Regions from separate parts of the Homo sapiens genome. Here region 1 is linked to region 2. A link is an interaction called in ENCODE POLR2A ChIA-PET data of the cell type or tissue named here. Cell type or tissue: A673. All regions are shown on one strand.

Region 1 (8,000 bases), 1.9 Mb after region 2:
TTTAAATCCACTGTTAAACAGCAGTGTACAGGGCTTGCTTATCTCTACATCCTTACCAGTACTTGGTATCTTTTGTTTTTTGATGATAGCCATTCCAACACACATGAGATGATAGCTCATTGTGGTTTTGATTTGCATTTTCTTGATGGTTAGTGATACTGAACACTTTTTAATTTACCTGTTAGCTATTGGTAAGTCTTCTTTTCAGGAATGCCTGCTCAGGTCCTTTGCCTGTTTTTAAATCAGGTTATTTGTTTAATTACTACTGAGTTGTTTGAGTTCCTTATATATTATGGTTATTAATCCTTTATCAGATGTATGGTTTGCAAATATTTTCTCCCATTCCATAGGTTGTCTCTTCACCCCGTTCATCTTTTTTTGTTGTTTTGGTCGTTTTTTGTTTTGTTTTTGAGACAGTGTCTCACTCTGTCACCCAGGCTGGAATACAATAGCTTGATCTTGGCTCACTGCAACCTCTGCCTCCTGGGCTCAGTTGATCCTCCCACCTCAGCCTACCGAATAGCTGGGATTACAGTCATGCACTACCATGCCTGGCTAATTTTTGTATTTTTGTTTTATTTATTTATTTATTTATTTATTTGAGACGAAGTCTCACTCTGTTGCCCAGGCAGGAGTGCAGTGGTACGATCTTGGCTCACTGCCACCTCTGCCTCCCAGGTTCAAGTGATTCTTCTGCCTCAGGCTCCCAAGGAGCTGGGATTGCAGGTGCCCACCACCATGCCTGGCTAGTTTTTGTATTTTTAGTAGAGACGAGGTTTCACCATGTTGGCCAGGCTGGTCTTGAACTCCTGACCTCAAGTGATCTGCCCGCCTTGGTCTCCCAAAGTGCTGGGATTACAGGCATGAGCCACCGTGCCTGGCCCCATTCACCTATTTTTTTTTCTTGAGCTTTGGGATCATATATTAAAAAAAAAAAAAATCATTGCCCAGACCAATGTCAAGAAGCTTTTCCCCTATGTTTTCTTCTAGTTTCACATCTTATGTTAAAGTCCTTAATCCATTTTCAGTTGATTTTTATATAAGATGTGAGACAAGGCTCCAATTTAATTCTTCTGCAGGTGAATATTTTGTTTTCCCAACCTGCGTATTGAAGAGTCTGTCCTTTCCCCATTGTGGGTTCTTGGCCCATTCGCAGATTAGTCGAGTGTAAGAGACCTAAAAAAAGAAGCCCCCAGGCAGCTTGAGACATGAAAGCAGAAAAGAGCAGGTGAGGAAGTGACATCTCTGGCTCAGGCCACCAAAAGGAAGAGGAGGTCACCCAGCTCTTCACGCCACAAGCTCACCACTTCTCAGGGGTATCTCATGGCTCCAGTGCTAAAAGAAGAGACAATTTTTATCACCTAATATATATCAAGAACTATGTTAAGTGCTGAGATATGAGAAGGAAGAATCACTGGCAGGCAATCAGGGGAGACAAACACATAAACAGAGCATTGTAACCCAAGCCCAAGCTTCCAGGTGCATGGTTGGAGCAACCACCCAGAGTGCTAAGAAGGGCCCTGATGGGGAGAAGGGGAGGGTAGGATTACAGAGAATCAGCCTCTGTAGAGCTCACCCCCCAAGTCAAGCTAGGATCAGTGGCTCGGATACCAGTAACAATGATTTACCTTTAAATGTGTGTCTGCTGGGTGTCACTTTGCAGACCTGTCATAGTGCCTAAGGGCACAGACTTTGGGACTGGATAACTTGGGTTCAAATCCTAGCTCTGTGACCAGCTGTGTGAACTCCTGCAAATTACTCATATGCTATCTGAGCCTCAGTTTCTTCCTCTGAGAAATGGGGATAATGATACCTAAGGGTGTTGCAAGGATTAAATGAGTTATCATATGTAAAGTGCTTAGAATGATGACTGGCATGTATTAAGACCTTTTTGATTATTATTATTATTTTTTTGGAGATGGAGTCTCGCTCTGTCACCCAGGCTGGAGTGCAGGGGTGCAACCTCGGCTCCCGCAACCTCTGCCTTCCGGGTTCAAGTGATTCTCCTGCCTCAGCTTCCTGAGTAGCTGGGATTACAGGTGCCTGCCACCACACCCGGCTACTTTTTGTATTTTTAGTAGAGATGGGGTTTCATCATGTTGGCCAGCCTGGTCTCGAACTCCTGAACTCAGATGATTCACCTGCCTCGGCCTCCCAAAGTACTGGGATTACAGGCATGAGGCACCGTGCCCGGCTGCTTTTTTCTTTCTTTCTTTCTTTCTTTCTTTCTTTTTTTTTTGCTGGGAACCCTTTCTCCATAAATCCCTTGCACAGGGATCTCTGACTCAGGTTCTGCTTCTATATGGCTGACGACAACACGTCATCTGCTTTCTTTCTTTATAAAATCATGGGATGTAAAGGGTCCCTCCATGCAGGAGTCTGGCTTCCTCCTGGGTAGGAGTCTACTCCATTTTTGAAGCTTTCCAAGCAGCATCCCCCTTCTCCACGTGACTGTGGACAACTATGTTACCATGTGCGCAGGAGGGCTCCAGAGAGCAGGTGAGTACGGATGCTGCGATCCCAGCATCCCAAGTAGCTCTGTCCATGTCATGGCTGCAGGGCGACATCAACGGGAAAACCACAGGCTCAGCAGGCCAAAGTCTGAATCCCACCTGTATTTGTTTTCCAGGGCTGCAGTAACAAAGTATCACAAACTGAGTTACTTAAAATGACAGAAATGTGTTGCCTCAGAGTTCTGGAGGCTGGAAGTCCAAAATGAAGGTGTTGGCAGTGTCATGCTCCCCCCAAAACCTGTAGGGAAGGAAGATCCTTCCTTCAATCTCCAGCTTCTCGTGTTTGCCAGTGATCCTGGCTTCCCTAGCAAGTAGGAATTGCATCGCTGCTATCTCTGCCTCCACTGTCGCATAGCTATCTGCCCCTGTGTGTCTCCTCTCTTCTCTTCTTCCTTCCTCCTCCTTCTCCTTCTAGACAGGGTCTCACTCTGTCACCCAGGCTGGAGTGCAGTGTCGCGATCAAGGCTCACTGCAGCCTCCACTTCCCAGGCTTAAGTGATCCTCTCACCTCAGCCTCTCAAGTAGCTGGGACTACAGAAGTGTGCCACCACACTCAACTTATTTTAAAATTTTTTGTAGAGGCAGGATCTCACTATGTTGCCCAGGCTGGTTCGAGCTCCTGGGCTCAAACAATCCTCCCACCTTGGCCTCCAGAAGTGCTGGGAGTACAGATGTGAGCCACTGCCTGGCCTCACACTTCTTTTTTTTTTTTTTTTTTTTTTTGAGATGGAGTTTTTCTCTTGTTGCCCAGGCTGGAGTGCAATGGTGAGATCTCGGCTCACTGCAACCTCCGCCTCCCGGTTCAAGCAATTCTTCTGCCTCAGCCTCCCAAGTAGCTGGGATTACAGTTATGCACCACCATACCCAGCTAATTTTTCCTTTTTTTTTTTTTTAGTAGAGATGGGGTTTCACCACGTTGGTCAGGCTGGTCTCAAACTCCTGACCTCAGGTGATCCACCTGCCTCAGCCTTCCAAAGTGCTGGGATTACAGGCACACGCCACCGTGCCCAGCCGGCCTCCCACTTCTTATAAGGACATAAATCATCTTTGATTAAAGGCTCCACTCACTCCAGTATGATCTCATCTTAACTAACTGCATCTGCAATGACCCCGTTTCCAAATAAGGTTATAGTCTAAGACTTCAGCATATCTTTTTTTAGGGGACAGAATTCAACCCATATCAGCATCTCTGCCATTAGTTAGCAGTGGGATGCCTCAAGTCATGCAACCTCTGCTTCAGGTTTTTCAGCTGTAGGAATGAGAATACCAGCGTGATACGGCTAGGAAGTGGAACACGTGGGATCATGAACTTTCCACTGCGGTACTTGGCCCATGGAGCTAGATATGCACATCAACAGTGACGCTCTCCTCAGCAGCATTCTCCTGGGTGCCCAAAGGCTATTAATACAGCCCCCTCATCCTTCCCCCACCCCACCAAGCTGCCCCCACACTGACTGCCCTGTAGGAGAGCTTAGCTCTTCCCTAGAGATCTAGTTTTTATTAATAAAAGACAACCGGAGCCTTTCAGAAGGTTAGGCTTAAGGGTCCATTATTTAAGTGCCATTGCCTGTGATGAGTCTTTGAGTAATAGGAGTGCTAAGTGCATACTGGGCAGGACGACCCGGGTGAGTCGAACATGCAGAAAAGATTCAACACACAGCCCTTTCTGACCTCACAGTGACTTTGCACTAAGTGCAAATCAATCTTCCCGAGGCAATTTCCTGTTGCCAGGACAGAGCTGTCTCCCCTCTTCTCGCCCTCCTGCTGCTGTGCTCCTGCTTCATGCTGGCTCCGACAAAGGGGTGAGTGTTCAACATTTCTCTTAATTGATGCTGTGACAGGTCTTTTGCTGACATATCCTGGCATCTGTCTGCCTTATTCACTGCAGCACAGCATCAATCTGAAACTGTCAGCTGTTTCCAGAATAATAGGATCTCTTCCAGATCTAAGCCTCAAAGCTTGCATTGATTTTATTCATTCTAGGATGTCAGTAGGTTATTTCAATTATTATTATTTTTTTATTTTTGAGACAGAGTCTTGCTCTGTCACCCAGGTTGGAGTGCAGTGACATGATCTTGGCTCACTGCATCCTCCGCCTCCTGAGTTCAAGCAATTCTCCTGCCTCAGCCTCCCACATAGCTGGGATTACAAGCATGCACCACCATGCCCGGCTAACTTTTGTACTTTTAGTAGAGACAGGGTTTTGCCATGTTGGTCAGGCTGGTCTCGAACTCTTAACCTCAAGTGATCTGCCTGCCTCGGCCTCCCAAAATGCTGGCGTTACAGGCATGACCCACCATGCCCAGCCTACAGTAGGTCATTTCAATTGGCTGTCCTCACCCACTCTCACCCCAAGCTCTCCCAAACTAAGGCAATGAAAATTATTTGAACTTGGAAATCGTCCCCTCACCTTGCTGATGCTTCTCTTCAGTATTCAGTGCTTCTCAAATTTCAAAGTGCAAACAAGGCCGGGAGCAGTGGCTCACACCTGTAATCCCAGCATTTTGCGAGGCCAAGGCAGGTGGATCACCTGAGGTCAGGAGTTGAAGACCATCCTGACCAACATAGAGAAACCCTGTCTCTACTAAAAATACAAAATTAGCCGGGCGTGGTGGCGCACGCCTGGAATCCCAGCTACTCGGGAGGCTGAGGCAGGAGAATTGCTTGAACCCAGGAGGAGGAGTTTGTGGTAAGCCAAGATCGTGCCATTGCACTCCAGCCTGGGCAACAAAAGCGAAAAACTCCGTCTCAAAAAAAAAAAAAAAAACTAAATAAATAAAGTGCAAGCAAATCACTTGGGACCTTGTTAAATGCAAATTAAAATTCTTTTTTTTTTTCTTTTTTGAGACTGGGTCTCTCTATTGCCCAGGCTGGAGTGCAGTGGCACAATCATAGCTCATTGCAGCCTCCACCTCTTGTGGCTCAGTTGATCGTCCCACCTCAGCCTCCTGAGTAGCTGGGACTATAGGCATGCACCACCATGCCCAGCTAATTTTTGCATTTTTTTGTAGAGATGAGGTTTCACTACATTGCCCAAGCTGGTCTCGAACTCTTCCTGCCTCGGTCTCCCAAAGTGCTGGGATGACAGAAGTGAGCCACCGCGCCTGGCCAGATTTTGCCTTCCTAACAAGCCCTCGTGTGCTGCTGAAGCTGGGGATCCACAGGTCTCACCTTGCATGGCCACACCTACCTGTTTCCTCTCCTCAAAGTTGACAGATGTGCCAGGGATGTGACAGGTAATGTGACCAAGGTTTGCCTTGGTGCTAGAGGAGCCGGAGGGGGCGACCACCTAACTGCCCAGGGGAGGTAAAGGAGACCTCCCTGAAAGGTAAGCCACTGGGAACAGGGCCAGGACAATCTGTGCTTCTAGAAAAATCACTCTGGGGTTGGGCACGGTGGCTTATGCCTGTAATCCCTGCACTTAGGGAGGCCAATGAGGGTGGATCACCTGAGGTCAGGAGTTCGAGACCAGCCTGGCCAACATGGTGGAACCCTGTCTCTACTAAAAATACAAAAATTAGTTGGTCATGGTGGCATGACCCCGTAATCCCAGCTACTTGGGAGGCTGAGGCAGGAAAATTGATTGAACCTGGCGGGTGGAGGTTGCGGTCAGCCAAGATCATGCCACTGCACTCCAACCTGGGCAACAAGAGCGAAACTCTGTCTCAAAAAAAAAAAAAAAAAAAAAAGATCCCTCTGGGAATGGCCTGCTGTGTGGAGAAGTGTGGAGAAGGAAAGGAGGACCTGGACTGCAGGTGGAGGAGGACCAAGGAGGCTCTTGTAATATCAAGATCAAGCGTGATAAGGTCTGAAGTGGGACAGTGGGACAGAGGCGGTGGGGCTGGAGAAGAGGGTAGGGCCAGGGAGGCTTCGTGTGGGAGGTGGAACAGAGGGGTAGTCGGTTGTGGGAGGTGTTGGAGGAGGCAAACCTCACCCCTAGACCTCTAGGTCTGAAAGGTGTGAATGAGAAATAGCCTTCCAAGAGCGATACCAGGGGGCGGTGTTCCAAGGGAAGAATGAGGACCAGGAGAGAGCATTCAGGGAGTAGAATGAGGAATGAGGTTTGCCATTGAAAGGGATTCCAATGAGAAGGGTTCAGAAGAGGCTCCGGGCGAGAGGGAGGTGGAAAACGATGCAATGGGCAGCATTCGGAGCGGGGGCCCTGGCGTGCAGGAGCACCTGGGGCTCCTGGCAACATGACGTTGATATGACGGTAACCATTTTTTTTTTTTTTTGGTATGCAATGGTAGGAATCTTTTTTATGTATACTTACTTCACGAATTGCCCCGAAAGCTCTTAGGTGAGGGCCACAGGTAGGCCTTCCTCTTTTAGGAAACCTAATATTGTATAAATCAGTGTAGCCTGGCCGGCGGTTCATCCCATGGCAGCAGCTAGCAACAGACAGGCGGTGTCCAGGACACTCACCATATGTTAAAAAGCAACAGCCTGGGTAATCATAGGCACAGAGTAAAGATTTTTTTAAAATTTAAAATCAATAAGAATTTTATAATTAAAAAAAAAAAAAGTGGCCGGGCACCAGTGGCTCATGCCTGTAATCCCAGCGCTTTGGGCTGCCGAGACGGGTGGATCACCTGAGGTCAGGAGTTCGAGACCAGCCTGGTCACCATGGTGAAACCCCATTTCTACTGAAAATACAAAAATTAGCTGGGTTTGGTGGCGGGTGCCTGTAACCTCCACTCACTGCAACCTCCGCCTCCTGGGCTCAAGCAATCCTCCTACCTCAGCCTCCCGAGTAGCTGGAATTACAGGTGCGCACCACCACACTCAGCTAATTTTTCTATTTTTAGTAGAGACAGGTTTTGCCAAGTTGCCCAGGCTGGTCTCAAACTCCTGACCTCATGTGATCTACCTGCCTCGACCTCCCATAATCTCTCATTAACCTTTAAGCCTTTCTTCTATAAGCATTTAAGGCCATACCTTTCCCTTTAAGTATGACCTTAAGGCATCTCACAAGTTTTGATATGAGGCATGTTCATTATCACTTAATTCTAAATAATTTAAATATCCATCATGATTTCTCCTTCCACCCATGAGTTATTGAGAGAAGTGTTTCTAAAGTCTCAAGCATGTTTTTTTTTTTTGTTTTTTTTTTTTGAGACGGAGTCTTGCACTGTCACCCAGGCTGGAAATGCAGTGGCACGATCTCGGCTCACTGTAACCTCTGCCTCCGGGGTTCAAGCGATTCTCCTGCTTCAGCCTCCCAAGTAGCTGGGATTACAGGCGCCTGCCACCACGCCCAGCTAATTTTTTGTATTTTTAGTAGAGATGGGGTTTCACCATGTTGGTAAGGCTGGTCTTGAACTCCTGACCTCAGGTGATCCACCCGCCTCAGCCTCCCAAAGTGCTGGGATTACAGGTGTCAGCGATGGCACCCGGCCCAAACTGAGATTTTTTATATGCTGGATTTGGTTGAAGACTTCACTTCAACCCTCATGTTTTTGCCCTAATGTTTGCATCTTTTGGTCC
Region 2 (8,000 bases):
ATAATGTGAGTAAACTGCTTATTAGCACAGTGCCCAGTATAATAAAAATAGCTCACAGTTATTGATGTCTGCTAAACGCTAGGATCTGCTCAAAGCCCTCTACATGCATTTAAGCCACTTCTCACTACAACCCTAAGAGACAAGAGTTCTTATCATTCCTGCTTTAGAGATAAGCAAACTGAGGCACAGGGCAAGTAGAAGACTAGTCTGAGGTCACACAATGGTGAAGATGCAGAACCAAGACTCAAACCAGCATTTGGGTCCCAGAGCCTGAGCACAACACCTTTCTACTCTCCATAGCGGGGAGGGCCCGAGGGGCTGGCTCCAGGGAAGTAGAAGGAACGAGGAGGCCACAAGCACTCCCTTCCTCCCTCCATCCCCAGGTAGGTCTGTGCACCTCCCTTCTCTCTCTCTCTTTTTTTTTTTTTTTTTTTTGACACAGAGTCTTCCTCTGTCGCCCAGGCTGGAGTGCAGTGGTGCGATCTTAGCTCACTGCAAGCTCTGCCTCTCGGGTTCTGGCCATTCTCCTGCCTCAGCCTCCCGAGTAGCTGGGACTACAGGTGCCCACCACCACACCCGGCTAATTTTTTTGTATTTTTAGTAGAGATGGGGTTTCACCATGTTAGCCAGGATGGTCTCAATCTCCTGACCTCGTGATCCGCCCGCCTCGGCCTCCCAAAGTGCTGGGATTACAGGCATGAGCCAGTGCGCCCGGCCACCTCCCTTCTCTTTAAGTCCAGGATGATGAGCAGGGCCCTGGGGGCAGACACCTCAGCCCTGTCCCATAGCTGGGTCACTGGGGAAGTCACTGGATCCCCAAGAGCTTCACTTGCCTCCTCTGTAAAATGGAACAACACTTAGAGCCTCTATTGGACACAGCCTCTCTTCCGGCAGCTCCATGTCTGGCTTGTCTTTATATTCCCAGAGCCCAGCCTAGCACACGGTAGGTACTTAATGTGTGCTGAATATGCAGAGCAGGAGAATGAGCAGGAGAATGAAAGAGCCCAGTGTGGAGTGGGTGCTTCTGGAAGGGTGGCCCTCCCCCAGCCAGCCCTCCCTGCCAGCCCTGCCTACCTTGTCGTTGATCAGCAGCTCCATGGGCTCATGGCCCGCCTCTAGCAGTACAATCTCGTTGGCCTGCCCGGGCACTGAGTAGGAGAAGGGGGTGCCCTGGCCGGTGCCGCTGGACCTGGACCGCAGCCACATGCAGGCGGTGAATGCGTAGAGCTCGGGCAGAGCCTTCCGCACGCGGGCGTACATGTAGTTGTTACGGATGGGGATGCTGATCTTGAAGGCATCTGGAGGACTGTAGGCTGAGGACCCTGAGGGTGGGCAAGGCAGACATGGTGGAGGTCGGTGGACACCGAAAAGGGTGGGGTGGACAGGGCACACTTCAGAAAGATGGCTAACAGCTCCCAGGCACCTGCTGCATGCCCAGTGCCTTCAGGGCTCTCTCTGCTCCACCTCTGTGTTGAGGGGTGTGATTAAAGTGCAGGGGCTCTGGACCTTAGATGTCCTGAGACCAAATCTCGTCTCCCCCACTTCCCAGCCACGTGACCGTCAACAAATTAAACTTGTTGGGAGACCCGGGGTAGACAGGCCAGAGGCAGGGCTGAGGAGGGCTGGAGGTTGCTTCTCCTGTTCCTGTGCTCCACCTAGGATGCTGGCCCTGAGCCACCAGACCTGTCCCTCCCCTGCAGCTGTGCCCCTGCGATGGCCCCTCCATTCTGAAATTTGCTCCTCACCACTGTTTTCAAGAAGTAGCTTGAGGCCTGCCTCCTCCAGGAAGCAGCTTGGATATTCTTTCTTTTCTTTTCTTTTTCTTTTTTTCTTTCTTTTTTTTTTTTTTTTTGAGACGGAGTTTCCCTCTGTTGCCCAGCTCACTGCGACCTTCACCTCCCAGGCTCAAGCAATTCTCCTGCCCCAGCCTCCCGAGTAGCTGGGATTACAGGTATGCACCACCACACCCAGCTAATTTTTGCATTTTTAGTAGAAATGGGGTTTTGCCATGATGGGCAGGCTGGCCTTGAACTCCTGACCTCAGGTGATCCGCCCACCTCAACCTCCCAAAGTGTCGGGATAACAGGCATGAGCCACCATGCCTGGGCCTGGATTTTCTTCTCCTGAACCCCTGTTCCCCATGTAAGCTGGTCCCAGCTAACTGCTCACCATTTCTCCTGTTCTCCCCAACTTGTCTGTAAGCCTCTTAAGGGTGGTCTTCACAAGAATTGAAAGCTGAAAGGTCTTTGAGAGCTCATGAGTCCTAAACCCCTATTTCTCAGATGAGGAAAACTGAGGCCTGGGGAAGGAAGTGAACTTCTGAGGTCACAGAGCAAGCCAGAGACAGATATGCAACCAGGAGCCAGGTCTCCTTATGCTTATACCTGTACCCTGCCCATTATGTTCCTTTGACCCCTTGGCAGTGCCAGGCACAAGTGTTAAACAAAATCCTGACCAAGTCATTGAAAATGCTATTTTGTGGGTGGTTAAATGTATGGTTGTGGAGTCAGACCTTGTTTGAGGTCCAGACCCGCCACTTTTGTCTGTGTGACCTTGAGCATGTCACTTGACTTCTCTGAGCTTCGGTCTTCTCATCTGTGAAAACTGTGGATTAAATCAGCTGATGTATCAAGTACTTAGCCCACTCCCAGGACACAGTAAGTGCCAGAAAATGAGATCTGTTAATAATGTTGATAATGATAACAATATCCCCCAATGATTCTCTCCACTGTGTGTTCCACAGCCTCCTCCCCACCCTCCAGTCTGTCGATGTTAGCCTCCGGGGAGCATGGATATATTTTTTGAATGGCTCTGTCATCCTGAGGACCCCTCCAATGCCCTCTGCAGGACCCAGGACCCACCGTGCTCCAGCTCAGCCACACGACCCTGCAGGACGTCCAACTCCTTTTCCACTTCCTGCCTCTGCCGGCGGCTGCTGTGGCTGAGGGCCACACGCTCCTTCTCCAGTGCCAGCACCTGGGCCAGCAGCTGCCCCTCCAGCTGGTCCATCTTGGAGTGTAGGCCGGTGGGCACAGCAGAGACTGGGGCTGGGGCAGCTGAGAGGTTCACACGGGCTGGAAGCTCCTGCTGTTCACAGGGCAGAGAAACAGAAATCAACTGAGGGGAGGAAGGACAGGCTGGGAACACTCAGATGCCTACCGCCCCTGCTCAGTGACCCCAGGGGAGCCTCAGCTTCCCCAGTATGCAAAATGGGAATGACAATGGCCAACATCAGGCAACAGATGCATCCTGGGTCCCTGGCAGGCTCTGTTCCTGGTGCTGGCACATGACGGCGAGCAGCAGGCAGAGCTGGCCCCGGCCCTCAAGGACAGCTCAGGCTGTGGTGGGGGTGTGGGGCGTGGCCATGAGTGCTGTGAAGGTCCCCCAGGTGGTTTCAGGGTGCAGCTGGGGCTGAACGCCCCACCCTAGTCCTTCATAGCAGCAAGGCTAGACACTGATAGGCTGGTAAAGGGGCGGACCATCTTAGTCTTCATTCCCTCACTCAGCAAGCTTCTCTAGAACGGTCCTTGGCAAAAGGCTCTGTATGGCCACTGGGCCCACTCAGGGCGTGAAACAGGGACTTCTGGAGCAGGGCCCCGGTGGCTTGACCATACCAGGGTGACAGGTGGTTGAAATCACATACTTTGGAGTCAGACAGCCCAGGGTTCAAAACCAGCTCGGTAACCAATCTGCTATGTGACTCTGAGAAAATATCCTGACTTCTCTGAACTTGTTTACTCAAAAGAGAGCTGCACCTATTTGGAGAGTTGTGGGGAGGACTAAGGATTAAATATCAATAAACAGAGCCTGCTTATTGCAATTGCTGTCTAGGGCAGGGTGTTCCAGGGTAGGCTCTGACATCCCCCATCCAGCCCGGGATGAGGTCTAAGTGTTCAGAGTTCCCCATGACATGCCTGTCTTATCTTAAGACCCCAAGGGCAGCAGAACTGGGGCAGGAGCTGGGAGGGTTTCCTTCCCCTTCTCCTGCTGGAAGAAGGCCCCTCTGGGGTGGAGGAACGCAGGTGAGGCCGCAGGTCCAGACTCTTCAAGGGGACAGTCTGTGGCAGACATGTCACAGAAATGTCAGTAGGAGATTAATAATTCAATGAGCTGCTAGGAGCTAAATTAAACCTTCACCATCCTCCACCATCCTCCTGGATTCCCCCTCCTCCATGGTCCCCGCTACCAGGCCTGATGCTTGCGAACTCCCCAGGGGCCTGGGAAGTTTTTGCTCAGTCAGTTCCTTGCTCCCAGGCTTAGGCCCCAGACACGAACTCATTGCATTCTGTGATTCAGTCACTGAGCAAACATTCAGAGGGCACCCCCATTGTGCTGGGCACTGCCCCAGATGCTGAAGTTGTGGCTGGAGGCAAAACAGAAAACCAAGAACCCCACCTTTCCTCAGTTTCCTAAGCTGCGAGGGGATGGCCTTGCAGCCTGGGACAAGTATAGAATCCCCTGTCCAGCCTCACTGGCCCAGCCAATGGCCTTGTCAGTCATTTGCTGGGTGACACTGGACACTGCTGGTGGCTGCTGTGACTGAGGGCCGCGTGTTCCTTCTGAGCTGTGCACTCCTCCTTAACTTCTCTGAGCCTGTTTTCTAGCCATGGGACAAGGGGAGAAGTGCGTCCCCTGCATCAGAGTGCTGGGGGCAAAGGACCACTGCCATGCTCAGTGCCCGAGACTTGGGAGCTGCCAGTGTGGACAGCAATGTGACCTCATTTTGAGGAGTTGCAGGAACCGGCCCTCGGCTCTGCCACTGCCCCGTGAGAGTAGGGACAGGTGGGCTGACACTCCGAGATCATTTTTCCCCTTCTATAAGATGGAGACACGGAATGCTCAGCCTCCAGGGCTGGCCAGCATTAAATGATGGCGTGTAAGGGAAGTGCCCAGAGCCTGGCCCACAGTGGGTGCCGGGGGCATGGTTTTGGGTGCATGGGGTAGGTGGGAAGACTGAATGGGACGCTCTTGCTGCCGGCTGAGCCTTAGCAGACACCTTGCAAACATTCCCTCTCTGAATCCACTTAACATGCCAGTGTCCCCATTTCAGGGGCAGGAAAACTAGGGTGAGTTAACTAAGATCACACCAGGAGCAGGAGCAGAGCTGGGATCTGAGCCTAGCAGTCTGGCTCGCCCGCCCCCTCTGCATCACTCGCCACGCAGCCTCTCTTGGCATCTGCCAAGCGGCCTCTCCAGAAGCCCTATTCCCTCTCTGTCCCACCTGTCCCTTGGCTCCCATGGGAAAGGTGAGGTTGCTTCACAGGGCAGGGGGTCTGGTGCCACTCACACTCAGCAACCCCCCTCTTCTGCTGGCAGTGGGAGGGGCTGAGGATCAACCTCTCCATTCCAGGCTGTAAGATGGGGCAACAGACACAAGTCACTGTGGTCGTCCAGGCTGGCTCTGGAAAGGGACCCATGAAAGCAGCGGGAGAGGGGGGACTCTGGCCACCATTATCCACCCCCCCCACCTCTTGTGTAAGAGGTCACGGCCTCCCAGCCACGCAGATGCCTACTTGGCCCACGAGGATGGGGTGGAGGCCAGGTGAAGGTGGGCATGGGATGGGCGAGGAGCCTTACAGTGCACTCCCCGCTTACATTCATCTTTGCTTTCCCGAGGGCTCCTTCTGTCAAGGTGCCTATAAACCCTGACTCTGGTGCAGACTAACCACAAAGCCTTGGTTTCCCCTCCTCTAAAACGGGAACAGGCTGGGCATGGTGGCTCATGTGTGTAATCCCAGCACTTTGGGAGGCCAAGACAGGCGCTTGAGCCCTGGAGTTCGAGACCAGCCTGGGCAACATGGCGAAACCCCATCTCTACAAGAAATACAAAGATTAGCCAGGCATGGTGGTGCATGCCTGTGGCCCCAGCCACTTGGGTGGCTGAGGCAGGAGGATTGCTTAAGCCCAGGAGGTTGAGGCTGCGGTGAGTCATGATCATACCACTGCACTCCAGCCTGAGCAACAGAGCGAGACAAAAAAAAGTGTGTGTGGGGTGAAACAGACTTCCTCTTGTTCATTCCCAGGACAGATGGAAGGATGGGAGGACAAGTGACAGGCCCTCATGGACTATAAAAGCATAATGCCAACTGTGGGGCTTGACTACATTAGCTGATGGGGCGCTCATTACCTCCAGAGCCTTCAGGTGACACTGGATGGCCCACAGGGTGACAGGGTCAGCCACCCACTGCATTCGAGATGGCTGGACTTCCAGGAAGCCTTGGACTGAGGCAATCAGCTCAAGGGGCGCATTTCATCTCAGGGCTGGAAGGGCGGGCTGGGGCAGGGTGTCCCTGGTCCCAGGTACTGTTCTGTCCTCAGTTCTCCACCCGCTCTGTGCCAAGCTTGAGGCCAGAGGGGCATGCGGGAGTGAGGCTGTGCACCGGGCCCATCATAGGCACTTGGCATGTGTTTACTCATGAATCCTCGCAGCTGCTCGCTGAGGCTGGCACTCTTCGTATCCCCATTTCACAGATGGGAAACCAAGGCAGGAGTCGTTTTGAATTGTCTATAGCAATGGGGCTGGGCCAAACCGATACCCCTGGAGCCAGCATCTCCTCTCTCCAGCAAAGGGAGAGAGGGAGGAAGACTTGCCAGGAAGAACAGAGGGAGGAAGATCTGCCAGCAAGAACAGGGAGTCGAGGCTATTTAAACAGACGCTGTTTGGAGGAGAAAACGTGCGGGCTGAGGGGGTGTGCGCTCAAGCTGTTCTTTTGTCAGAGCCACTGGCTCTGCAGCGGCCAGGAAGGCCATGGAGGAGGTGGGCTCGCCGGATCGTGTGTGAGTCCCTCCCCGTCCCAGTGTCTGAATCAGAAGAACACGACTCCCGCACCCCCACTTCCCATCTGCTGTGGGCGCAGGCTGTGCCGCGTGGGCTCCCGGCCCGATGCCAACTGGGCCCCTCACCTAAGATGATGGAGGGAATGATGACGCCAGCACCCCCACTCAGCTCCTGCTGGGGCAGAAAGGTGGAGGCTGGGAACCCATGGCCTGTCCCGCTGGGAGTCCGGGGTGGGGTTTGGCGTAAGTGTGCTGGGCCTAGAGCCAGAGCCCCTTGTTCTAGGCCTGGCTCAGCCATAATGTGCTGGGCTCATTAGCACTCAATCAGAATGCTAACGGCAGCAGCTGTCTCCATCGAGCACTCGCTGCATGCCAGGCCCCGCACTAGGGAAGATCTGTGCAAACAGTTCTAGGCTGCTCTCAACAGCCTGGGGAAGTAGGGAGGCCCACTCAGAGATGAGGGAACTGAGGCTCAGTGCCTGTCTAAGGTCACATACCTGTGACGCTGCAGAGCCAGCACTCCAGCCTGGCCTTCCTGATCCTGAAATCTGTGCTCATTCCTCAGGCTCACACTGATGGTCTGGGTCTGTTGGTTGATCTGCCAAGTGGGCACAGTGCTGGTTGCCCTGCCTAACTCGAAGGCAAGCAGGAGAGGTACTAATGGCCACGGGAAGTCTAGAAGATCCAGAAGGTTGTGTGAGACTATGGCGCAGGGCAGCTTCACAAAGGGAGACTGATAGGAGGGTCCTGCCAGCGTGGGGTGGCTGAGGCTGGGAGGATGCAGGGAAACCCCATCACCTTAGCCCCACCCGGGGTCTATTCCCTTGCTGCAGGGAGCAGAAGGCAGGTGCAGGACTCCAGGGCCAGAGTCCCATCCTCTGCACAGCCCACAGACTGTGCTCATTCCTCAGGCCTACACTGCTGGTCTGGGTCTGTTGAGGGTCAGGGTCCCACCCTCTGCACCACTGCCCCTGCCCAGGATCACCCAGGTAGTGGTACTCCCAGCTGGCAGTGAGGCAGAGGCTGTTCTGGGACGGCCAGACCACCAGGTTTTGCAACGGTGGGAGTTTGGGGTCAGAAAGCTTTCTCAGAGAAACCCCATCCTGCCACCCCACCTCCCTCACCAGGGGCAGACTGCAGGGGCACCAGGACCAGGTGGAAAGTGAGCAGCCTTCAGGGGGAGCAGTGTGGACCACGGCCCCTCACCTCCCCCATCCAACCAT

Evidence for each region. Peaks named below come from ENCODE experiments on the same cell type or tissue, not always from the same donor. Only the 100,000 strongest peaks of a DNase experiment are listed, where the experiment ranks them.
Region 1: POLR2A ChIA-PET joins it to region 2 with 14 read pairs; 2 of 35 experiments call an interaction of 5 or more read pairs at or near these places.

Annotation. Positions count from the first base shown.
Region 1 is chr22:40,717,215-40,725,214 of GRCh38, forward strand. No RefSeq gene overlaps it. Among named protein-coding and RNA genes, the nearest start is that of MCHR1, 42 kb to the left of the region's middle. RefSeq lists an enhancer at 4,660-5,273. In A673, no CTCF peak of the experiment used is centred here; a DNase peak (open chromatin) is centred at 4,267; H3K27ac peaks cover 684 bases.
Region 2 is chr22:38,825,426-38,833,425 of GRCh38, forward strand. NPTXR (neuronal pentraxin receptor) reads right to left here. Exons shown (of 5, transcript NM_014293.4): 2 at 2,862-3,087; 3 at 1,075-1,322. Among named protein-coding and RNA genes, the nearest start is that of NPTXR, 15 kb to the right of the region's middle. In A673, no CTCF peak of the experiment used is centred here; no DNase peak of the experiment used is centred here; H3K27ac peaks cover 892 bases.